Linked DNA regions of Homo sapiens: region 2 is linked to region 1. A link is an interaction called in ENCODE POLR2A ChIA-PET data of the cell type or tissue named here. Cell type or tissue: HepG2. All regions are shown on one strand. Each heading gives the region's core, and the rest is flanking DNA. Links, peaks and the distances in the headings are about the cores only. Region 1 holds the start of LOC124905103 (a long non-coding RNA gene). Region 2 overlaps SYN3 (synapsin III).

Region 1 (8,644 bases), core at 2,984-6,983:
TATGGGAGATCTGGAAGGGGTGTCTGTCAGGCCTTGGCGCATCTGCGGAACAGCTGGCCGCGTCACCCTCTCTGCTCCACTGCAGGAGTCGGCGGCCTGCATTCACCCACGCCACCCCATCAGACTCACCGTCTTGTCTCCCCTGTTCCCACGCTCTGGACATATTAGGTTTTCTCTCTCCTCCAGGTTCTTATGTAATCCCTCTACCCACTCCTTACCTGGCCAACTCCTTTCATCCAACAGGGAACAGCTAACTAGGTCTTCCTCCAGGAAGCCCTCTCTGATAGTGCAAGCTCTGACGAGCCACCTGACAACTGTATCCTGCCGTTCTCACCTGGTTTCACACGGGACAGCTTATCCACGGCACTGTCACCCCTTGCTTACTATGTCTCCACCACCAGACTGGGAGCCCCCAAGGTTAGGAATGGGCCCCGTGTCCTGCTAAGCAGGTGTGCCCTCCACAGACACCTGTTTAGTGGAGGAATAAGACGCCCTTGTGATAAGCCCGGCTCATAAGGATAAGGATACTAAGAAGCGCCGTATTTTATGGGGCATTTCCTACGTGCTACGCTCTATTCTAAGCATTGGGTGTGGAGGATCTCTCATAAACCTCAGAATAGCTCTTTGAGGCAGTACTATTATCCTCATTGTAATCAAGAGGAAGCAGAGGGTCAAAGAAGTGGCAAGGTCAAGGACACAGCACTGGCAACCCACGGTCCTCCCACTGCATCAGGCTAATTCCCACCAAGCACTGGAACAGCACACCAGGGTAGGAACTGAGAAGAGGGAACCTGGGTTCCAGGCTTGGCTTCTGCTGTGTATTTGCTCTGTGATCTTGGGCAAGTTTCTTTTCCTCTACGGGCCTATTTTTTTTTTTTTTTTTCTCAACAGTGAACTGAGGGATCTGGGCAGCTGCTAAGACCCTTCCAGCTGGGACTTGTAGGGATCTGTGAGTTTAAGCACCCACTTTGATTAGGAAACTGAAAAGCTAGCTTAAGAATGTGAATACTGGCTGGGCGCGGTGGCTCACGCCTGTAATCCCAGCACTTTGGGAGGCCGGGGCGGGCGGATCACGAGGTCAGGAGATTGAGACCATCCTGGCCAACACGGTGAAACCCCGTCTCTACTAAAAATACAAAAAAAATTAGCCGGGCGTGGTGGCAGGTGCCTGTAATCCCAGCTACTCGGGAGGCTGAGGCAGGAGAATCGCTTGAACCTGGGAGTGTCGGAGGTTGCAGTGAGCCAAGTTGCTCTATTTGTAAGAAGAGCAGAAGGGGAAACTAGGATCCCTCAGGCTCCTCCCCATAGAAGCACTTTGAGAATAGCCCAGCTCCCTGTGGAACGCGTTTCCCTCCCGCCTGGGTTTTGCCAGGGCCCCGGAAAACAGGCCTTTCCTCTTCCCTCTTTCCCCTGGCGACAGAATGAGACCCCGTCTCAAAAAAAAAAAAAAAAAAAAAAAAAAAAAAGAATGTGAGTACTGCTTCTAGCAGGGTCCTGAGCTCTGCGCAGGTCGTACCTGGGACTGAGGCCTCCTGGATCCCAGCGCCCCAGACAGGGACAGTCTCTCAGTCACCACTGGCTGAGCTCTGACTGTGGAGTCTGCCGCGAAGGTACACAGGCTTGCTGCACCCTGCCTGTCCTCTCTCCCCCTGCCCCTGCCAACCCCATTTTATTCTGGTCTCTGTTTCCTACATTCCCTGCAGTGGAAAACAGCCACCGCAAGGAACCTGAGGTTCATTTTGGAATCCCCACGGTAGAGACAGCCAAAGGAAGTGGCCACCCTCGTCTCCCCAGGGAAACATTTTTCCAGTGAGCAATGTCATTCCCCGGACAAGGTCAGAGAGGACAAGTTCAAGGGTCTTTTCCCCTGAGTATTTCACTGTGAGCCTCTTCACAAAACATTTCACACACATTTTCAGTTCTCACCACAGAGATGGCTGAAGAAACCAGTGTTTTGGGATCTCTTCTGCCTTTTTTTTTTTCCCTTACTGGGGGAAAATACCTTTTATATTTCTGGTAACAAGCTTCCCATCTCCCCTGACCCCACTCCAAACTCAAAAGCAAAGGAAACAACTCTGCAATGTTTCTGCGAGGAAAAAAAAAATCTGAAAAGCTATCTTTCATTTTTCCCCTGGAACATTCTTGGGAGACGTTGTTTTCTTATTTTTTGAAGTCCGAGCCCACTACTTTTACTTTTTTTTTTTTTTTTTTAATGTGAAAGGTCTTTCATCCCCAACCCTCTGAATGGCTAAAGGCAGGAAGCCTGAGCCCATGAACACAGATTTTTTTTTTTTTCCCTAAGACTGAAAGCTGAGACCCGGAGAGGTAGGGGCTCACAGGGGACAGAGAGACTGCTGGTGCAAGGGAGGAGCTGGCCTTTGGGGGTCAGGGCAGTCCGGGAGCTCTAGGAGACAGGGCCCCTGCTCTTGTGTTTGCAGTTGTACTGTGTCCACCTGGCTTGGGGGCTGGCTCCTGGAGCAGCGGCTCAGTGAATAAACAAATGAGTGCGTGTGTGCCAAATCTGGGTTCATGTCTGGTGGTCCCCGTGAGGGGATGCAGAGGCAGGAGGACCTGGTGGGGTCTCAGGAGCTGCCGTGCTGGGGGTTCCTGCCCCACCTCTGGGCTGAAGCTCCCAGAAGGCGAGGGACCGGCTCCTCCAGGGAGCAACTGTACAGGTCAAGGAGTCTGTTCCCAGCCCCTTCCATGGCTCCTCCAAGTAGGGGCTACTTGGGGAACTTCAGGTGTGGTGGCGGCCAGAGGGAAGGCGTTTCCGGGCCTTGAGAGGAGAGCTGTTCTCCAGAGTGGGACTAGGTCTGCTAATGCAGATGCAGCTCTTCCTGCAGGAGCTTCCTGGCCTCTCTGGGGAGGAGAGAGGGGCTGTGTTCATCCTGGACTCCCTCCTCCTACCTCCAAGGCCTGGGTGTGAACACCCTCCTGGCATGACTGGGCTCCCACCCACTGAGTCACCTGGTCCTGCTTGGCCGTGGGCCCCTGGGGAGCGAGGCAGACATGAGAGACGGGAGGACCGGCTGGCTCCTGTGGTCACCCCAGCCATGTGCTTCCCATTAGCCGCCCACACCCCGGGGAGGGGACGGCCGCAGGGCTCTCCCTCACGTGTCCTGGCCTTGTGTCAGCACCGCCCATGGAAGGAGGGGGCTGGACGCGGCACTGGAGCTGTGAGTGTGGAGATGGGAAGTTATGGCGGACTCTGAGGCCAGAGGGGCCTTTTCAGGGGAAAGCAGTGGAGAGCCATGGGACATGGAGTGGGGGGGCAGGGAAGAAGAGTTGGGGAGGGGACGGGAGGGCTGTGGGACCGTGAGAGACACTGGGAAGACATGGAGGAGAGGTGGGGGTTAGTGGGATACGGGGAAACAGAGAGAGGAAGCGGCGGGGATGGGAGGACTATAGGATTGGGAGAGGCATGGGCTGCTGGAGGGTCTTGAGAGAGATTCCGGGACCCACAGCCCCTCTGTGAGCCCTCTGTTACCATTCTGTTTCCCTACATCTTTCCCTCTATTCATGCCCCTGTACCATTCCATCCCCCTTCCAAATCCTCAATGCTCTGCCACTGTTTCTCACCCTCTCCCCTGCCAGCCTGCACACCCCATGTCTATTATGTCCACGGCTGTATCCCCAGAGCCACACCCATGCTTAGCCCATGGGAGCCCCCTAAGGCCATGTTTGTTGAATGAACAAATGATGGACTGTCTGCATGGTGACCAAGGAAGGTGCCCATTTCACATGCTTGGACACTGGGGAAATGGAAGGGGCCCCATGGGACAGTATCTTGTTGACCCTTGACCAGATGCCCTTTCCTTCCCTTAGGCCTGTGGGTTGGGGATGTTGTTCAACCTCGGGCCCTGAGGTCTCCCGACTCAGTTCCAAGTCCCCAGGCATGAAGCCTTTCGATGCCTCTGAGGGTGGGAAGGAGCCTCCAGAAGCAACTCACTGAGGCCTGGGTTGCGTGTGCCCTGGAGCCAGGACACAGCTGATGGTGCCAAAGACCATGCAGGGATTCCCTCCCCCTGGCACGCCTGCCAGGCTGGACCAGCCAGGAGGACTCCCTGCTTCATCCCTCACCTCGATGATGTAATCTCTGCCATCCTTGCTGTGGACAGCCTTGACGGCACAGATGTCCAGGCCGCCAAACATTTCCGAGCAGCTGTCCACCCACAGCCTGTACCTGCAGGGACAGATGGACAGACAGTGAAGTGGCCTGGGAAAGTGGGGAAGCGGGTAGAGGGAGAGAAGTGGATTCACATGGAAAAACAGGCAGGGAGGGACAGTGACTCACACATCCAGACGGCGATGGAGAGAGACAGAGAAGCAGCAAGAGAGACAGAAAGACGGAGAGAGAGTTGGAGTCCAACACGCAGAGACAGAGAGGCAGGGAGAGAGGCAGGGACACACATGACAGTGAGAGAGAGACCCAGAGAAAGAACACGAGAGAGCCAGGAAGGAGGGGAGAGAGGCAGGGAGAGAAGGAACCAGAGTTGGGAGAGGTCTCCCCCGACCCCAGGACTTGCTGGCTCTGCAGTAATGGGGAGCTTGCCCTGTCCCCATCCGGAGTCATCCTGGACACCCAGCCACCCCTGTGTCCCTTTTCCCTTGGGAAAGCTGCTCCAAGGGCTCCAGAAGTCCCTCCAGGCTGCCCTTCCAGTCCCAGCCCTGGCCGGACAAGAGGCTGTGGAGGACAAAGGGTGCATTTTTCCCAGGGCCCGGGGCGGGTGGGCTGGGGAGACTGGCAGGCTGCTTCTGCCTCGCCCAGGGGGCCTGGCCCTCTAGACCCACTGCTTTTGTTCCCTTTCCAGCCACTTGATGTCTGCAAGGCCAGTTTGCTTTGCTGGGGACAGATCTCAGCACTGGACTCTGACCCTGCAACAAGGGGGTGGTTGTATGTGAAGAAACTGTTCCAGCTTTGCACTTAGCTTCCCCTGTGGGCTGGATTTGGGAGTCACAGGGGACTCTGTGTCAATGTTCTTGCTTCTCACTCTCCAGGGTCACACGGGGCACGCCTACTCTCACATCGCTTTGCGTCTCTGAGCCACAAGTGCTGGGATGAGGAGGGACTGTGACTGGAATGCTCTTAGAATGGAGTCTCATCTCATCCACCAAAGCCTACTGAGGCCCAGAGAGGGAGGGTGGCTGGTCCAGATCACACAGTAAGGTGTAAGAACACCAGGATTCCCTCGATCTCCTTGACTCCCAGTCCAGTTTTCTCATTCAGCTGTAGCACGGAGCATGTGAGATCATCAAATAAAAAGAAGGATGGAGACTCACACCCATGGAGCTCCTGGTATGTTCCAGGCATTCTGGGCCCGGGGGCTGACTCCTCATTCCCTCGAATCCCAGCACAACTCTATGAGGAAGGTTTTAACCCATCTTACTGATGGAGGAACAGGCTCAGAGCGATGATTAAGTGACTGTACCGCTTCCAAATCCAGATCCTGTCTGATTCCAGCTTCCAAGCAAGCCACCCTTCCTCTCATTCTGAAGGTGCCCCAGCCCATCCATTCTCACTCAGCATGGGAGACCAGGGACCTACATTCTTGCTATTAATTCCTTAATAATTTTGGAAAAGCCTCTCCCTCTTATCATAAAATGGGAAAGCCTAGATCTGATTCTGGTTGTACATCAGAATCACCAGGAGAGTTAAACGCACAAACAGCCAGACTTGGGGCTCCACCCTATGTTAGAGTAATTTCTATAATTTTTTAAAGCTTTTCATGTGATTCTGATACGTGGCCACGTTTGGGGACAACCTTGGGTCCTTGGAGCTCGAAGAATCCTCTGGGCTCTCTGATCAGGGTCCTCGTTTTTGGCCCCAGTGGCTGACTTGTGGGTGCCACACACAGGGTGAGCTCTGCCCTGAGACACACTCATAAATCAGGTTTCTTCTCAATGGAACGTGGAAATTTGAGCTGAGGTCCAGAGGCAGCTGTTTCCAGAGGCTGTTTTGAAAGGATGAACCTTGGGGTCCCCTGCTGGCTACGCCCCATAGGGCACAGGCATCCCAGGGTCTAGGAAGGGGCTGCAGGCGTACAGCAGCGTGAGAGTGCTTGGAGAATCGGGGGGGGGGCCCTGCTCCCCTCCTGCCAGGTGGGACTAGCACTGACCAAGCGACATCATTGGTTTTGCCCAGGAGTCAGGCCACCTGGCAAGCAGGCGAGCCAGTGGAGGGCGGGGTCAGGCCCTGTGTATGAGTCCCTGTATGGATTTTGCTCCTGTGGGGATAGGACTGGGGATCTCTCCAGCCCAGACCCTGGAGTTCTGCCTGTGATTGGAAAAGGGAAAGTGGATTCCAGGCCTGGGCAGGCCCACTCCCACGTTAGGTTCCTCCAGGGATGGCCCATGCAGCCTGGGACTTGGCAGAGCCAGGGATAGGTGGCCTGCTGGGGACATCTGTGAGTGGCTCAGGAGGCACTGGGGAAGGCTGGGCTCACATTCCGGAAGGGCCATAGAGAAGATGGCCACGACTGTCCCGTGAACACCTGTTGGGGGAAGGAGGTGACTGCCTCAGCCACATGATTCAGTCGTGCCAGGTCATGAGCGCAGCCTCCAAGAGACTCATTAGCACAGGTGGGTTCCCAGGTTGAAGGTGGCAGCTGCCCCCTGGGGTTGATGGGAAGGACAGGTGTTCCTCCCTGCCAGGGGCTGGTTCTGGATTAGGTGCAGCCCTCTCTCATTCAGTCCTCACACCTGCACTCTGACTTGGGTATTACTACTGCTTTCGTTTTGCAGTTGAAGAAGCTCAGAAAGCATGAGCATGCCTAAGGTCACACTCAGTCTTTGTTGCTGTAGGGGATGCTCCCACTCCAGTCTCCAGGGGTGCAGACCTGACATAGGCCTCCAATCACAGCGTTGCAGTGTCTTGGGCCATAGTGATTGGTTCAGGGATGGTCATGTGACCTAAGCCAGGCCAACCAGTACATATGGCTCAGTTCTAGGCTTTGGTTGAAATGACTGGGAAACAGAAGTTTTCCTTCTTTTGAACCTGACACTGTGAGGATGAAAGCCTGGAGCCACTGTGTGCCACCATGAAATGAAAGAGCCTGCCTGGATGAAGCCAACACACAAAGAAGCTGAACTTGGGTGGGCAGAGGAGGAGCCTTAAGGCCTTACCTGACACTGTATATCTGGAGTCGTCAGTGACATGAGCCAGTAAATCCCCCTTTCTGCGCAAACCAATTTGGTTTGTGTGGTAGCCCTTGCAACCGATACAGAGTTCTTAGAGGGAAGGATTGGATTTTTTCATCCTTTAGCGCTCAGCACAACATGGCCTGCAGTAGGTACTCAATAGGTGTTTACTGAACAGAGCTTTTTGAGTTCACAGCCCATGCTCTGTCCATTGCTATTGTGTGGCTGCTAGCAGAGGTCACAGGGCATGCAGGCAAGAAGGTATGTATGTGGCAGGCCCTGAGACCAGCTGACTTGGCCCTTCGACCCTTCCCCCCCTTTTTTTTTTAAACAGAGTTTTGCTCTTTTTGCCCAGGCTGGAGTTCAATGGCACGATCTCAGCTCACCGCAACCTCCGCCTCCTGGGTTCAAGTGATTCTCCTGCCTCAGCCTCCCGAGTAGCTGGGATTACAGGCACCCACCACCATGCTTGGCTAATTTTGTATCTGTAGTAGAGATGGGGTTTCACCATGTTGGCCAGGCTGGTCTTGAACTCCTGGCCTCAGGTGATCTGCCCGCCTCGGCCTCCCAAAATGCTGGGATTACAGGTGTGAGCCACCGCACCCGGCCGGCACTTCCTTAAGTGGGGCTGGCACACAGTGTCTAAAGGGAGAAAGACCGAAAAACCCTTCAGCCAGAGAGCATCCCTAAAACATGCATGATTCATGGGACGTCAACCTTTCCCTATTCATATTGAGATGGAAGGACGCTTGAGAGAGAAGTGGACTCTCCAATATGCCTGGTCTCCTAATAATGCTTCCTTGCAGCTGTCAGAGCACAGGAGGGACTGGCCAGGGCTTCCTGACCTCTTCCTATAGCAGCTGGTCAGGGCTGGAAAGACCTCGGACTTGGAGTCATGACATCAGGGTTCTACTCTCAGCTCTGTCATCAACTAGCTCTGTGATCCTAGACAAATCACTTCCCCTCTCTGAGTTTTCTTCTCCCATCTGTAAAATGGGGTTATTTTAATACCTGCCCTGTAGGTTGCTGTGGGCAGTGAAGATGATCATGTCTAAAAAAGTGCTCTGTGGATGGTGAGGCACTGGACGGAGGGCGGAGTGGCCTTCTCTTCAGGGCCTTTTGTTGCATTCCCCCTTCAGCTCCTACTATGGCCAGTGCCTCTCCCTACACCTCCTTTGTCTCTTACCTCTCTGTCATGGCCACCTGCTCCAGCATGGCAGAGCCTGTGTTGGCCTTCCAGTTCCCAGAGATGGAGGTTCTCCTGTACCAGAACAAACAACACATTGAGGGAATTAGGGACCCTCGTCACTGATCTGCTTTCCTTCTTTGCTTTGGCTGTTAGGAGGCTCTGATTCAAATAACTGGCTCACGTAATGGCATGTATTCTTACGTACACACCTTGTCTTCAACTATATTTTCCTATGTTTATTTCCCTTCATGCTGTTTGCCTTTTTTATTTGTTGGATCCTAGGTATTGTTTTCTAAGTCATCTTTGAAATTGAAAGAT
Region 2 (8,644 bases), core at 1,819-5,818, 52 kb after region 1:
TAGGTCCTTCTCTTCAGCTGTTAGCAGCCTCCTCCATCGACCTGCTGAGTTGTATAGCTACCACTCTTTTCTAGGAGTGTCATGACGTGAACAAGGCTGAGCAGCATTCACTGGCCCATCACAGTGCCTCCTTTGTCTTCCAGCTTCACCCCTGGAGGACAGAGCTATTGGTATGGAGGTCTCCTGGGGGTGAAGACCAAGAGTCAAGCAAGAGATCAGGGTCTGCCGCTAGTGTCCTATTGATCTGGAGGCTTAATGGAGGCAGATGTTTGTATTTTAGAAAGCTGCTTCCCCTACCCCCAACACATGGACAGACACACACCCCAAAATGTAACAAACCCATTGTCTGCATCATCTGTGGTCTTCCTGGAAAACAAGCCTGCCATGGCCACCTGTCGGCAGTGATGCCAACTGCTCCCCGGTACAGCTATTTCCAAGATTCCAGAGATGTGGCTGGTTTCACTTCCAGGAAGCTTGCTGGAAGACTGCCCTGTGCCCCACGCCTCAGTAGGGCAGGGGGCCTCCCCTGGTTTTAGGATCATGCTTCTCCTGCCTGCTGATGGTAAGAATGGGCTGTGCCTGAGCGTTTTGGCTAGAGAAGCCCTCAGCAGACATATAGGCTGTGTTCCAAAAGGCCTGGCAGAACTCTCTGGAGTCTTACCTCCCCTGGCATGGATGCCAGAATCAGTGGGAAGAACGTGTGCGTGTGATATGCAGCCCTGTGCAAATCATTTCTCCTCTTTGATCTCTGCTTATCTCATCTGTAAAATGAGTATCATTGAAACGGTCCTCACAGGGATAACAAAAATTACATCCTGGGTCCTGTGCAGAAATATAGTTCTATTAAGCACTAATCAGGCCACACTTTGGCCCACTTCCTTGTAACTGAGAGTCAGGTAGCACTAGATACTGACCATCTGCATCCTCATTGTTCCTATACCTAGGATTTCTAACCTTAGAATCATAGGTTTTTGTTTACGAATTGATTTATATCCCCATTGTTCCTATAGCTACGATCAGTGACCATGGACTCATAAGGCTTTTGTTTAAGAATTGCCTAAGATGTTCTTCAGATCCTGAATTCCAGCAGGAAAGCTAATGCCAACCAGTTTGAAAACAACCACAGAGGAATCGAATCAGCACGAGAATGCAGTTTCTTCATTTCCCTGTCCCATGACTTTACTCTGCACTCTTTGACCAATCAATAATCCTGGACCTTGGCCCACTTCAAACCCCTTGAAATCTCTAGCTCCAACTCCCTGGAGGGGTGGATTTGAGGTTTCCTCCTGTTTCCTTGTTTGGCTGCCGTATGATTATTAAACTCTTTCTTTGCTGCAATCCCTGTTGCCTTGGTTTATTGACTTACTGTGCATCGGGCAAACAAACCTATTATGATGACATCATGACGCAATATCCACCTCAAAGGACTGCTGGGAGCCTCAAAAATTTACAAATTTGTGAATTGTATGTGACTGTCTGATGCCGGGGAGCAGCAAGGAGCTTTTGGTGATTGGAGTGCGGTAAATTATAATGTTCCCCACCCCACCGGGTGATGTGTGCCCCACTTCTGTCTGAGGGTCTCTTAAGGGGAAGAATTCTCTGGCCTTTGTTAGATGCAGTGTCAGGATGGCTCAACAGACATGACCAGGAAAACAGAGAAAAGAAAAAAGGAAATCTTATTGCTTTTCAATGTCTGTCAGTTAAAAAAAATTGATATTCTTTGTTTTTCATGGAGGGGTCCTCTGCATCAGTGCTCATAAGAACAGACAATTTATTTCTTCCAAATGAGTCTGTTCCTGGGCCTCTGTCCCTCTTGACAAAATGGGGCTTATAGATGGTGTACACTGTCTTTAAAACACAGTGCCAGAGGGTGGTATTCTTTCTTTCTTTTTGTTTAAATCATTCTTTTGAAATGAATGTTCTTGGTTTTGGCTTCAGGCCTGGTGTGAGATCAGTTGACCAAAACACAAGAGCAGTTCATATGCAAAAGGTCAGTGCTGGTCTCAAAGGTACTGACATGTTTCTTGGGTGGGGCCTTGTGAAATTCTTTATAAATAAACTCTCTAATTAAGTTGGCTCCTTGCCTTGTACTGGGAAGAGATGATTACACCAGGGTGTTCCTGAGGGTCCCTGGCAGCAAGCAGAACAGGGCTGTCAATCTCAGTCCAAATTCTGCTTCACCACTTACCTGTGACCTTGGGCAGAATGACTCTTGGCACCTCTATAAAACAGGGATCAGAAATACCTCTGAAATACCTCTGAAGGTTAGAGGAGATGCACAAGGCACTCATCGTGGTGTACGGGCACTTGGGAATTGTTACTATCCTCCTTCTCTTTCCTTATTCATCCATGTAATCTGCTCTGAGCTATCCCAGAGAAGCAGAGGCCCAGGGAAGTTAAGAAATTTGCTGAAGGTCACAATGCTGGCAAACAGTTGAGCCAAGCTCAGAACCCCAGCATCAGTTGGTTTTCCCCAGCGCCAGTCTAAGCCCAAAGCCCATACTCTCTTTTGCTTATCTCCCCATCTCCTATTTCTATGAAGCTTTAGACTTTCTAATGCACTTTTATTCACTAGCTCTCCCAAGTGATTGGGTGAGGAAAATCATGAAATAAGGGAAAATTGCATTTACAGGTTTAAGTGACTGGCACTGGTGGTTACTGCTGGCCCCAGGGAGTGTGAGGCTAGCAGGATGACCCAGATTTCCCAAACCAGGCCAGGGCTCTTTCCAGTGAACCAAGGATGATGTGAAGATGCAGGAGGTGGCAGAGGAAGATCTCAGGTAGAGGTCTTAGCTTTAAGTTCTTGTAAGAAAAATGACTTCATGATCTAGATGGTCCTGCCTTCAACAGGTGAACATTGGGTTACACAGAGAAGCAGGATGACTGTTTCAGTTAGCTCTGCTTACGCCTAGAATCACAGCATTTTAGCTTTCAAAGGCAGGAAGCAAATTTAAGGACTCTTTACAAGATGGGCATGTGTGTCTTTTATATGTATATATACGTATATAGACATATATACGTATATATACGTATATATGTGTATGTATACATATATGTGTATATACGTATATGTGTATGTATACATATATGTGTATATACGTATATATGTATATATGTATGTATACGTATATATGTATGTATGTATACGTATATATGTATGTATGTATATATGTATATGTATATATGTGTATATGTATATATGTATACATGTATACATGTATATATGTATATATGTATACATGTATATGTATATATGTATATGTATGTATATACATATACACATATACACACAAACACATGCACACACATGCAAATATACACATGCAGTTGATTCTCATTATTAATGCTAGTTATGCCTTATAAAGTTGCAGTGAACACTGAATAAGTGAATACTGACCCATTGCTCCTAGGAGAAATACAGAGTTAAGTTCCTTTAAGCCTCTGGTCACAATATTTTCATCCAGTGATTAATATATAAACTTGTGTTATGTGTGTTTCTGCTGAAAGACATTTTAATATATATTGTTGATTCATTGACATTAAACTCAATGCCAATGGTACTGTATAACTCATGCCTAAATGAAACTTATCTAACACATCTATTTTTTTCCATAAAGAATATCACTTAGGAAGACTAGACAGCACTTCAGCACTACACTTCGAGGGCATTTTAAACAGTGAAATCATCAACAAAAAGCACAAAAATGCATAAGTGTGGCACCAAATAGACTGCAAGAAGGACACTTGTTTACGGTTTGAGAGCTGAAACCAGGAGACAGAGTGTTATCTTATTTGACTCAAATTTTTCACCACTCTGAGCAGGTCCGTGAATGGCCACAAAACTGCTGCGAGATTTCATTTTGGGGCTACAAAGGAATTTTTGCAAGTAGATGAATTGGCAAACATGGAGTCTGTGAATGATGAGGATGGACTGTGTATGTTGCATTTGTGGAGAGGACAACTTCATTGCAGAGGATGTGTAAAGGGAGCACAGTGCCTAAAGTCTTCATTAAGGTGTAGGGGACTGATGTATCCCCTCCCGAGGGCCCACTGTGCTCAAGAGAAGCAGAGAATACGCCGGGAGCGGTGGCTCACGCCTGTAATCCCAGCACTTTGGGAGGCTGAGGCAGGTGGATCACGAGGTCAGGAGATTAAGACCATTCTGGCCAACATGGTGAAACCCCATCTCTACTAAAAATACAAAAATTAGCTGGGCATGGTGGCCTGCGTCTGTAGTCCCAGCTACTCAGGAGGCTGAGGCAGGAGAATCGCTTGAACCTGGGAGGCAGAGGTTGCAGTGAGCCGAGATCACACCACTGCACTCCAGCCTGGGTGACAGAGCAAAGCTCTTATCTCAAAAAAAAAAAAAAAAAAAAAGAGAGAGAGAAGCAGAGAATAAAGGAGGCCAGTGGCCATCAAAAGGGAGTGGCAGGTAGGTGAGAGAGGACATAGGGAGGGAGGTGGGATTGAGAGGGAGGGCAGTGGGTGTTGGGGGGGAGGGTCCCTCACGGTTTAGCTGGGTCCCAGAACTCCCTCCCCCTGAACACCTCGTGGGTGGGTGCCTCTTCTCTGCTCACTTTTGGCTGGACTTCTGCTGATCTGTGAAACACAGAGAGACTCTCCTCTCTGGCTGTCTCCCAGTTGCGGGGAACCTTTTGATTTCTTAACTATTCCCCTGGGATCCATTCCTCTATTTGCTCATTTTCTAATACTCCCTCTTCATCACCGTGTTACTGGGCCACTGACTCCCACTCCAAAGGCCGACCAGGCCCGGAAAGCTCATAAAGTGAGTCAGCCTAAGAGAAGGGATCCGAGTCCAGGTCACTTGGAGCTGATGACGGCAGCGAACCTGGCTAAGCCAGCGTGTGCAAGATGCTGGCGCTGCTGGAAACATCGCCTGGAGGAGCGGCCCTCTCATCACCCGGAACAGACAGGGGTGTCTGCAGAGGTTTCCCAACCTGTCATCATTACTCTAGGGTCTTCTTAGAAGGACAACAAACCCTGTACCTGCATGGCGGAGTGTTAGGATATCTGGTACCATGTCACTCCCCTGAGCTCAGCCAGACTGCCTGAGGGTTGTGCCCCACTCCACCATTTACTGCTTGTGCCTCAGTTTCCTGATCTGTAAAATGGAAGTTCTAATAGTATCCACCTCATAGGGTTGTTATGAGGACTGCACTACATATATACATATAGCACTGAGAACAGTGCCTGCACAGAGTAAGCTCTACAGAACACTGGCTTTTATTATTGTGATTATTATTGCTCGTATTATTACTACTCTTCTCATCTCTAAAGAATGGAATGGGGCTGAACGATTTCAAAGGCCTTTCTTTCCCTTCCTGTTCTGTTACTGGAGATGCTCCCTTGCTGTGTGGCCTTGGGCAAGGCCCTTGTCCTCTCTGGGCCGCAAGTTCTTATCTTCTAAGTGAGGTGCTGGGAGTCAAGCCCTGAGAGCCTGAATCTATGAAATAAGGATAAGATGACTCCTAGAGTGGGGTTCATTTGTGACTGCAGCCTCTCCTGGGGATGCTGAATTTCCTTATTTTAAGAATTTACTCAGAATTTAATCCAATTCCTCTCCCCTTTTTGTCTATTGTAACTGCTTATTTCATCTCAGCTGAGATAAATGGTTAAGTAATCAACATAACAGGGTATATTTGTAGTGTGTTTTTAAAGCTCCCATTCACTGAACCAACCACCTTCCTAAGCCTGGATTAATTTATTCTATCATCATTACAACCCTGGGAGGGAGATTATTGTCCCTGTGTTAGAGATGAGGAAATTGAAGCACAGAGAAAAGTTAAGCAACTTGCCCAAGGACACACAAACAGTAAATAGTAAATCCAGATTTAAACCAGGAACCTTGACTCCAGATTCTGTAAGCTTTACCCTGACACTATACCAGCGGTTGGCCTTGAGCTTAATTTCTAATTCTACGATGGAAACGCTGAGGTGGGAGGCAGGTCTTTACTCCAGACCAGACTGATGACTGGCTGAACCAGGGAAGAGGCAAAAGCACCTCTCCATAAGACATGCTCACCAGTACATGCCAGTTTACCCTTGCCAGTAACTCAGAAGTTACTGCCTCTTTCCATGGCATTGACAGATCCACCCCTTTTCTAGAAATTTCTGAATAGCCCGCCTCTTAATTTGCATGTAATTAAAATGGGTATAAATATGACTGAAACACTGCCCCGAGCTCCTATTCTCAACACACTGCCTGTGGGGTAGCCCTGCTCTGCAGGAGGAGTCACGGAGCTGTAACACTGCTGACTCAATAAAGCTGTTTTCTCCTACCACTGGTTTGCTCTCTTGCTCTTGAATTCTTTCCCGAACAAAGCCAAGAACCTTCCCAGGCTAAGTCCCAGTTGTGGGGCTTGCCTGCTCTGCATCAACATGATATTGAGCAATTCCTTCCAATGGACTGCTCATAACATTGGTTAATACCACAGAATCTCATCATTGGAGGATAATGTAAGGGTCACCTCCATGGTGTCTTAATTGGGCTGGTCAGGCGACTAATGAGAAGCTGAAGGAAGTTATGGACCCCTTTCCCCCAAAATGCTCATGTCACATCCACACATAAACACACATGCAAGTTTGTCTCTATTTCAGGGGGTGCAAATATCTCAGGCTAAGAACCTCACATAATACTTAATCTCTTGAAACTCTCAATAAGTTTCCTAACTCTCTCATCTTTGCTCCAACTGTCCAGTGATGAGAACCTCTTACCTAAGGGGGCAGTCCAGTAAGATGTGCCTCTGATTGTTAGAAAGTTGCTCTTTCCACAGGACTGATAACACTGATTGGGTCCCAACTATGCCCACTAGATGTTATGTAGAATCGGTCTAATCTATCTTCCCATGATAATCCTCCATGTTTCTGAAGATGTTGTTGGTCACACTCTCTCTAGTTCTTCTGGGGTATATGCCTCATCCATCCACTACTTGGTTCATTCTTCCATACATTAATTTGTCACTATCCCTTTCAAACACCCAAAATTGGTGCAGCCCAGAACACCAGAATCTTCTGGCTGTGGACTGGCTAGCTAGGTGCAGGGCTCTTGTTTTTGTTCTGGGTATCATCTTTCCATTCATAGATCCTAAGAGTGAATTACATTTTTAAAATCTTATTTTGAAATATAGCACAACTATGAAGAAGGGCAAAAACAAAAAACAACAACTCAATGAACTATCACAAAGCAAATACCCACATAACCACCCCCTAAATCAAGAACTAGAACTTTGCCCACTTCTGCCTCATCTCCATGACTATCCCTTCCGTCCTCTCCGAAGATAACTTCTATTCTGACTTTTATGGTGATAATCTCTTGCTTTTCTTAGAAGTTCTATCACCTAAATATGTATATGAGTTAATGCTATAGTTAAGTTTTCCTGGTTTTTAAATTTTATATAAATGGAACTATAGAAATAGGCAATCTTTTGTTTCTGACTTATTTCACTAAATGGTGTGTTTGTGAGATTCATTCAAGTTGCTATATGTAGTTGTAGTTCATTAATTTTTATTGCTGAAAATATTCCATTTATATGAATATACTACAATTGATTTATCTATTCTATTAAATGGACATATGAATTTCCAGCAATTATAAACAAATCTAGCATAATCATGTGCTTTGGTCACACATGCATGTATTTAGGTCAGGTATACCTAAAATAACTCCTGTGCGATCAGCTTAGTAGACAATATCAAGCTATATTCCGAAGTGGTTGTACAAATTTATGCTTTTACAAAAAATATGTACTTTCTGTGTGTCTGTTCCAACTGTTCCATGTTCTCACCAACACTTAGCATTATTAATCTTTTTAATTTTGGCTATTCTCGTGGCTATAAAGTAGCAACTCATTGTGGTTTCAATTTGCATTTCCCTGATGACTAATAAAGTTGAGCCTATTTTCATCTATTTATTTGGCATTTGTTGATTAGAGCTTTTGGCAACCCAGTCCTCATCTGAGTCATACTAAACTTGTAGCCAAGTGAAATAAATTATGTGACATATGATGCTATTTAATCATATCTCCCCTACTGACTTAGGTTGGATTTTGGGTGCCCAGAACAGGTCTGAACATTCTTAATAATGACGGGCCATATTTCTGGTGTGCCCACTTGTTTCAGGCACTGAGCTATGTGCTTGACATATATAATGTCTCTTAATCCTCACAACCAGCTTACGAAGCTCATACAATTATTACTATGTTCATTTTACATGAGAAGAAACTAAAGTGGACGAGGCAACTTATCTAAGGTCTCACAACTATTAGGTGGTGTGACCTAGATTCAAATAAACACCCTTAGCCACCGTAATAACAATCTGCTTCCAAAGACGGAGACATATGGCTGCATTTAAAAAAAAAAACTTAAAAATTGCTAAAAACTGAATAATAAGGCAAACATGTCATTGTCAAAAGGAGAAAATAGTTCCAAAGTATGACAAAGCATTAATGGTTTTCGAATGTGAGATGTTCTTACAAATTAATAAAAGGACAACCATCTCAATAGAAAATGGCAAAAGTTTTCTGGGGTTAGATAAATCTGGGAATTTCTACTTACTTTTCCGTTCTTGTACCCCAACAATGTATATGACCAAATTTATGACTCTAAGAAGTTCTGCGCTAAAAGC

What was found. Peaks named below come from ENCODE experiments on the same cell type or tissue, not always from the same donor. Only the 100,000 strongest peaks of a DNase experiment are listed, where the experiment ranks them.
Region 2: POLR2A ChIA-PET joins it to region 1 with 5 read pairs; 4 of 35 experiments call an interaction of 5 or more read pairs at or near these places.

What each region holds. Positions count from the first base shown.
Region 1 is chr22:32,529,713-32,538,356 of GRCh38, forward strand. It overlaps SYN3 (synapsin III), which reads right to left. Exons shown (of 14, transcript NM_003490.4): 9 at 8,324-8,398; 10 at 4,081-4,183. It overlaps LOC124905103 (a long non-coding RNA gene), which reads left to right and starts at 2,139. Exons shown (of 3, transcript XR_007068067.1): 1 at 2,139-3,176. RefSeq lists enhancers at 1-175, 1,979-2,616, 2,617-3,254. In HepG2, for the core only: no CTCF peak of the experiment used is centred there; DNase peaks (open chromatin) are centred at 4,297 and 4,879; H3K4me3 peaks cover 913 bases.
Region 2 is chr22:32,582,867-32,591,510 of GRCh38, forward strand. The region is part of intron 7 of SYN3 (synapsin III); the gene reads right to left. It overlaps SYN3-AS1 (SYN3 antisense RNA 1), which reads left to right. Exons shown (of 4, transcript XR_001755503.2): 2 at 1,011-1,520; 3 at 2,633-2,780; 4 at 3,618-3,653. Among named protein-coding and RNA genes, the nearest start is that of SYN3-AS1, 12 kb to the left of the region's middle. In HepG2, for the core only: no CTCF peak of the experiment used is centred there; no DNase peak of the experiment used is centred there.